Regions from separate parts of the Mus musculus genome. Here region 2 is linked to region 1. A link is a loop called in an ENCODE intact Hi-C map of the cell type or tissue named here. Cell type or tissue: left cerebral cortex. All regions are shown on one strand. Links, peaks and the distances in the headings refer to the core of each region. The heading gives the core; the rest is flanking DNA.

Evidence for each region. A loop is a pair of places that touch in the nucleus more often than their neighbours do. Peaks named below come from ENCODE experiments on the same cell type or tissue, not always from the same donor. Only the 100,000 strongest peaks of a DNase experiment are listed, where the experiment ranks them.
Region 2: a loop joins it to region 1, with 2.4 times the contacts of the local background. A loop is called at or near these places in 5 of 42 quality-filtered maps.

The regions. Positions count from the first base shown.
Region 1 is chr8:46,809,989-46,813,874 of GRCm38, forward strand. All of the region lies in intron 5 of Irf2 (interferon regulatory factor 2), which reads left to right. Among named protein-coding and RNA genes, the nearest start is that of Gm39170, 18 kb to the right of the region's middle. In left cerebral cortex, for the core only: no CTCF peak of the experiment used is centred there; a DNase peak (open chromatin) is centred at 1,464; H3K27ac peaks cover 1,737 bases.
Region 2 is chr8:46,737,848-46,741,733 of GRCm38, forward strand. Irf2 (interferon regulatory factor 2) reads left to right here and starts at 1,898. Exons shown (of 9, transcript NM_008391.4): 1 at 1,898-2,089. It overlaps Gm16675 (predicted gene, 16675), which reads right to left and starts at 1,668. Exons shown (of 3, transcript NR_045750.1): 1 at 1,315-1,668. In left cerebral cortex, for the core only: a CTCF peak has its summit at 1,724; DNase peaks (open chromatin) are centred at 967, 1,402, 1,721, 2,334 and 1 more place; H3K4me3 peaks cover 2,307 bases; H3K27ac peaks cover 1,830 bases.

The DNA of each region.
Region 1 (3,886 bases), core at 423-2,922:
TAATATATATTTTATATATGTCTATTTGTATCTGTAATATATATGTATATATTACCTTAACTAATACCCACACCATCAGCTGGGTGTGGTAGAGAGCACATATCTGTAATCCCAGCATCCAAGAGGCTAAGTTAGGGAGATCTTGAGGGTGATTGTCCTGCACCATATAATTTGAAGAAAACTTTGTTTCGGAAAAGAAAGAGAAATTTACCTGAGAACCCCATAGGAACTTTTTGCTGTATCTCAAGAATTTTTCTTTTTTAAAAATAATACCTTTTAATGGTTTATTTTTACTTCCTGTGCGTTGGTGTTTGGCGTAGGTGTTGTCCGTGTGAGGCAGTCAGATCTGGAACTGGAGTTGCTGACAGTTGTGAGCTGCCGTGTGGTTGCTGGGAATTGAGCCCAGGTCCTCTGGAACCCAGAATTTTCTTTCTTCCTTCCTTCCTTCCTTTCTTTCTTCCTTCCTTCCTCTCTTTCTTTCTTTGTTTCTTTCTTTGTTTCTTTCTTTCTTTCTTTCTTTCTTTCTTTCTTTCTTTCTTTCTTTCTTTGCTTGCTTGGTTGGTTTTTCTTTGAGACACAGTGTCACTGTGTAGCCTAGGCTAGCCCCAGACTTGCAGCAGCTCTCTGCCCTCAGCCTGTCTAGTACTGGATCATGGACCAGAGCCACCACAGCCACCACGAGTGACCTTGCTTTCAGTCTAGGGACATTTTCTATGTCTCTTTTTATAAAACAAAACAAAACACAGCATTATTTTCTCCCTATGATTATAAAAAAACTAATTATTAGCCATACTGTTTTCCATGGTGATATTTTTAGACCTGCATTTTGAGTGTCCCAAATATATCTCTACATCTCAGTAAGAGATGTATAACTTTTTTTTCCCACCACAAATACCTAGTTTGAAGAATTCACTGTACTCTTAGGTGTGATTGTCTCATATTTAGTATGTTCACAGCATTCAGTGACTAGCATAGAGCAAACTATACATATCTGATAACTGAGTGGGAGCATGAACATTTATTAAAAACGCAGATATATTTATTCTGTATGGTGGGAGTCAGGGGCTTTACAGTACAGATTTAATTTCATAATTGCAGCGAGTAGAAAAACAACAGCAGAATAACATTTACTTTTCACTATATTTTCCCCACACGTAACCACTATATTCCATTCAGTATCAAATACCAAAGGTTATATGGCTGGCCGTTACGTTATGTCTCTTTAAGACAGACACACTACTTCCGGTGAAGCAGTCAAGGCTGAGACATGCAGCATCCCGGGGCTGTAGGAATGTAAGGAAATGTGCTTCCTAGGGTGGGTGGCATGTGGGGGTCCTCGTAAGAAAAGGGTAGCTTTGGTTACATCAGCCTCGTGGGGCCACTAAAATGTGGTAGGCACAGCCCTGGTGAGACTTAGCCATGTTCATCCAGGAAGTGAGCGGCCTTAAATGAAGCCACGTGGGTGGAGCTCCTGCTCAGGAGCATCTGTTATGAAATCCTTGTGTAACAAAGCTATGATTAACACTGTGTTCCTCAAGGGACATTGTTCCTTCAGCGGAAGGCTGATGAATCATACTTAGTGCAGCCTAACCTTTGGATGTAGCTATCTTTTGCATTTGTCTTGCATGCAGTGTTATAGTAGAACGTGTATCAGGCCGGTGGGTTTTTCCCAATTCTGGGGTTTATAGTTGCTAAAGGCATTGATCGATCTGCAGAATGATTCCAAAGTTAATTCCACAATGGCTTTGGGATCATTACAGTTAAAAGATTGTCTTTAATAAAGGATTAATAGTCTACTTTTTTGTTAAAAGTCTAAGTATGTAAGCTGTGCCAGGTTTGATGGCATATGCCCTGTAATCCTAGCAACTGGGAAGTGGAGGTAGAGGGTCAGGAATTTTAAGGTAAACCTAGGCTACATAGGAAGTTTGAAGTCAGCCTGTGCTACAATAAATCCTGGTTCATAAAATAAAACAACCACCAGCCATACTGGGCCATGGACACATTCACTGTATGTTCCTTGCTGTTTCAGAAAATAGTTTCTCCAAGGATCCGTGGAGGGAGGACGTTGTCAGAGTTAAAATGGAGTCACTGGGCATGGTAGTGTTTTCCTGTCAGTCTGGCCTTGACAAGGCTGGAGCAGGGGGATATTAAGTTTAAGGGAAGTCTGGGCTTCATGATAAACCCTTATCTCAAACCAAGATGAAGTTGGTTGTGCCAGCTCTTCCCAAAGTCAAGGGGTTTGAAGAAAATGCTTTTTATGCATGGATAGCTGACAATAAATATGTTCTAACTTTCCTTCATTCCAACCTGTGTTCATCTAAACACAGACAAATTCCACCTCAAACAGAAACTGGGGTGTTGTAACTGGCTTGGCAGAAATGAAGGTATTTTTGAAGAGAAGTGAACAGACAATTCAAACAGTGGACCCCAAAGAAATGGGACGTTTCCCCAGAAATCTCTTGCAGGGAGAAGGAAAAGCCCCCAACCAATGGGGAAACTTGTCTCCCAGTGAGATTTCACACCATCCTAATAATTTGTTAGACCACGCTTTCATCTCGAAGCCTGTTCTGCAAGCCATGTTTGGTCGCCCATCCTCAATAGCCACTTAAAAGAGCCAAATTAATAGTAGAAAACTGAAAATTGAGATTTTTTTTCAATATGACAACATTGTGGAGAAGAACAGAAAGATCCGGTAAACCCTCAGGTCCATCTTTAAGAACCTGAAAGGCCACCATCTTCAGGGTCCCGAAAGGCAATAAAAGTTTAAATAGAAGACAGAGAACATGAACATCTATCTACACAGTGCTGGTCAAGGTGTGGTCCTGCCCACCACTGACCCATCATGTTCTGGGCTTCAGTTACATTTTGTAAGGCCATCTAATTGGAAGAGCTACACCTCTAAAATATCTTCATTTTTATCACTGTCTATCTGAGAGTATATTCTGTGTGCTCAGTGGGCCACACATCACTAAAATAAACTACCTCTGTGGCGCTACCTGTCTGACCTAAGAAAATTAGAATAAGAGAAACGTTAGTAAGCAGTCTCAGACTGAACAGTGAATGTATGCGTTTCAGAAAATACCATGGAACAGATTGCCCTGGTACAACAGATTGCTCTGTTCCATATAGGCAAGACCAAGGACGATAAGGCTAACAGTAGGCAGGGTGGTAGGTGTTGACAATTTTTAGTTCCTCTAAATGATACTATTCCCTTATTTAGCTCTTCCTGGGATGGTCAGAGTTTTCCCCTTTTCCCTATCTAGGAAGTACAGGCATAGGGGATGAGTCATTTTCCCAAGATGGCATGGCTTTCTGGAGTTTGAGAACTCTTCTGGGAGCTGCAGAACTTGAGCCTGACCCTGGGGAGGGAAATGTGGCCCAGATCAGATAATGCTCACTCCTTAGGAAGGGATGCTTCATGAGTGAAGGCCTAGAGGTCAGCGTTATTTGGTTTCCTCTGAATGAATATGGAAACTGGCTTAATTTAATCAGGGGCATTGTGTGGAGAACAATGGAAAATAAAGATGCCCAGGTAAGATGGATATGAACGAGTGCTTCCTGCATCAGGGGGAGTGGGGGGGGGTTGGTTGCAGATGAAAACACAAGCATTTCCAAATCAACGCATCAGTGTTCCCATGGAAACCGAATAGAAAGGGGCGTAATGTCATTTGGTGGAAGTCACTGGTCTGTGTTCGTTCCGAGGGCAGCCATGTGGTTAGAAATTACAGAATAGCTGGTGTCCATTCTGCAGACCTTTCTCACAAGACTGTTTCCTGCAACAGTACATTCCTGATTAGACAGGACGATTGGGGCAGCAGCAGCTCCTTCCTTGCTTGGGAAAACTCTTCAGGTTTAAGACTATGATGACCAGGGAACCTGTATCGGA
Region 2 (3,886 bases), core at 639-3,138, 72 kb before region 1:
GTCTAGAAAAAAAACAAAAAACAAAACAAACAAACAAACAAAAAACCCAGACACACAAACAAACAAGCAAAAATAAAAAACAGCAACAGCAAAGAAAACAACAACAAAAGGGGCCGCAGAGATGGGGGAAGGGGGCTTGCTGAGCAAGCAATGGGGAGTTGAGTTCAAATCCCCAAGACTCTTGAAAAGCCAGGTCTGGCTCTGTGCCCACCTCATTCCAGTGCTGTGGCTGGCAGAGACATGAAGATTGCTGGAGTGGCTGGCTACCAGCCTAGTTCTAGGTTCAGTGAGAAACCCTGTCTCCAATCAACACCGTGGAGAAGGGCTGAGCAGGACACTCTGGCCTCCGTGAGTACACATGCACACATGCACACATGTACCACACTCACCCATACACACACAAAGCCAGAAAATAATGACCTGTGGTTATTAGGCTTTTAACTTAGGTGCCTGGTGGGTAAAGACATACAACTACCATGCAGTGTGTATATCCCTGTGGTTACTGATATATGAAATATAAATGCAAGGAGTGTGCAGTGTTATTATGGGAGAAATAAAGGACACTGTGCAGGAAGGATCTATTTTGAGGCCACAAGACAGGGTCCTTAATCTCACTGCTCTCCTTCTACAAGGGCATGCATACTTTCCTTTATCCCTGTCTGTGGAATCCACTAATTCTATGGCAAAGAGGAGGTAGAATTATTTTTCAGATGTTTACACATAGATAGTGACAGTCTCCTAGGGTGGGATGCTTTCCCCAGTGGTTAGAGAAGGCAGGTGGTGGGCTGAGGAAACTGTAAGCCAGGCAAGAAGCAGGTGTAACTAAATGTAAGGGAATACTTTTAAAGTTAAGTGACCAAACAGCAAGAGGTTCCAAGCGAGCTGGCCTAGTAGAGCCCATAGGCCGCTGCACCTGTCATAGGTACTGGGCCCTCTTCTTGCATTCAGTATTGTCTCCACGGAACAGCACAGAGGACAGCAGCCAAGGATGTTCAACCAATAAGGACAGCCAAATTTAGGAGTTAACAGGCAGCGTTCCCTCCAGGTTCAGTCCCAATCAAGACAGTTTAAGTTCATGTAACTCAAACCCTTGCATTTTGCAGGAACTGGACCGGTTATGGCAAAGACATGAAGTAACTTTGGAGAGTGACTTTCTAGGGGAAGGCCTTCCTAACCATCCTAGCTTCCACACTGAGTGCCAGGCTGGCCCTTCAACCCCCCTCAAACCCCCCCCCCCCCCCCGTTCCCCAGTAGGAGATCCAATAAAGTAGGGGCACAAGTAATGCCGTCTTTTCAGCTGACTTCGTTCCTTACATTCCTTTGCAGCGGGCGACTTTCCAAGATGAGTTTGTATATGCAGCCTGTGCACAGCGGTTCTGAGCACTTAAGCCACAGGTCGGGAAGGGTCCCCAGGCTTCCGGGGCTCTCTCTGGTCCATCTCCACCCTTCAGGTAGGATGTAGAGTCAGGTCATCTCCTTCCTTCCCTACGGCCACCACCAGCTGGTGGCCAGCTCCCAAGCCAGCGCCCCGTCCACCACTTCTGGTGCCCCACAGTCCCAGCGTGGCCCCGGTGAAAAGCGCGCGCCCTTCGGCGCGATCCCCACGCTCACACGCGCTGCCGCTTGTTGCTCCCCGCAGCCGCGACGTGGGGAAGTGAAAATGAAATTGACTTTTCCGAGAAATGATGAAAGCCGTGCCGGCCGCCAATGAACAGCGGCGGCGAACTTCCGCACCTCCAGGCTGGCGGCTGGAGCCCTCCCTCTGCCTCCACCTCCGGGTTGCACAAGCTTGAAACAAACACTGGGGAGGAAGGGCGGGGAGGGAGGAGGGCGGAGGGGGAGCGAGGGAGGGAGCGGGGCCGGGAGAGGGCGGGGGTGGGGGGGATTTCCAGCCTCGGCTCCTCGCAGTTTCCTCTCCTTGTTTTGCTTTCGATCTGGACTGTTCTCAGGCAAGCCGGGGACTAACTTTTAGTTTTGCTCCTGCGATTATTCAACTGACGGGCTTTCATTTCCATTTTACACACCCTAACAACACTCACACCTTGCGGGATTGTATTGGTAGCGTGGAAAAAAAAAAGCACATTGAGAGGTAACATTTTTTTTTTTCAAATAATAGTTGTGGCTGTGCGTGTGTTTTCTCTCGAGGGCATGTTGACGGGGACAGGAGGAGCTATGTATGTATGTGCGTCCTGATGCTTTGACACGATGTTTTGCAGACGGAAAAATGCCGGGGTTCATAAATATTAATACCGATTTTTGGAGGAAGAGTCGGCGCAGTTATGGATCATCTGATTTTAGGGGAAGCAGGGGTCTGCTGCTGTTGCCGCTGGTACTGGGGCTGCTGAGGCTGCAAAGAGGAGGAGGTAGAGAGGGAGGAGGAGGAGGTTAGTGAAGGTTTAATTTCACTTTTGGATTTGCAGATGAGAAGAGGTGGCTCCATGGACACAGATCTGCTCTGTGTGATTCTGCGCTCCAGGTGTCGTGTGTTGTGGGTACAGGTCCGTTGGAGTCCGGCCTCATTTAAAATAAAATTGGTGTGTGTGTGTGTGTGTGTGTGTTGTATGTGTATGAGTGTTTACAGACACTGTCGCCACCAGGTCCGAGGAAGGGAACCGGGTTCTTCTCGGTGCCCAGCGGCCCTTCTTTCCCGGCGGTCTCTGGTGTAAATAGACTGGCACCCGCGGTCCCTAGATGCCCGTGCCCGGGCAGTGACCACTGTAAACTTGAAGGCTGCCCTAAGGCGGTCCCAGGATGCGCTCGCCCGCGGGGCTTGGGGTCGGGTGACCGGCGTCTGGTGCCAGTGGACACTCGGGCCGGGCGGGCTCCGCGCGCGGCTGGGCGCGGGCCTGGCCGGCGCGCCCGGCTTCCTGGGGACTGGGCCGCCGCCACACGCCAGGAACGTCGCGTCCTCCTCCCCGCCGGCCAGCGTCTGGCCTGGCCTCCGGGCTTTGTCACTGCACTTGTCCCAGCGCGTGAGGCGCCTCGGAGGCGCGTCCCCGGAGGGCTCCGCGCTCAGGGGTCACCCACCCCGGCGCGGCCTAGCTGCGAGTGCCTCCGGGTCCCCGCGGGCGCCCCCGGGGCCGGCCTGGCGCGCTGGGCCCCGACCCGCCTTGGCTACGGAACGGGCGAGGTGTGGGGGCGGGGAACCTCCGGGGACCGAGCGGCGCCCGGCGGGCTAGCATGGGGTTGGGGGTGAGGCTGACGAACGCTTGGGGTCTCCGGGACGTGGTGGGAATGAGTGCCCGCCCTGTGCCCTCCGACCCGCTCCGGGCGCCGGGTGACATTCGCCCGCCGGCCGAACATGGTTGGTGCAGAGCGGCAGCCACCACTTCCTCTCCGCCCCGCCGGCCCGGCTCTCTGGGCGAGCGATGCGGGCCGCGGCCAATCGCGGTGCCCAGCTAGTCCCTGTCGCTCGGCCTTGGGGGCCGGCTCCCCTGAGCGGCCCGGGAAGCCTTCGCGAGAGCTCAGGGCCCCGGCTCCCCGGACGCTGTCCGCTGGGCCCCGGCTCTCGGACCGTTTGCCACCCTCAGTCCCTCGCCCCTTAGGAGCAGGGAAGGGAAGGAGGCTAGTAGCCTCCGCCGCGAGCCAGGACTGTGCTCGGGCCCCAGGTGAGACGCCCGGATCAGTCGGTGGAGGCGAGATCCTTGGTGGTCGGATGTAAATAAGACCCCTGGGATTGGCAGGCCACCTTGTCACTCGTTTGCGAGCGGGTTTGCAGGTCCTTAAGCCCAGTGTGTTTGAAACTTGGGGGACATGTTTCTTGTCCCCTCCTCCCTCCCGCGTGGGCACTCCTTGTCCTTCCTTGGTTGTGTCTGTACCAGGGAGGCAAAGTAGTCCTGGGGTTAGCTTTCTGCCACTCGCCTCCCTGTGGCTGGGACTCCGGGCT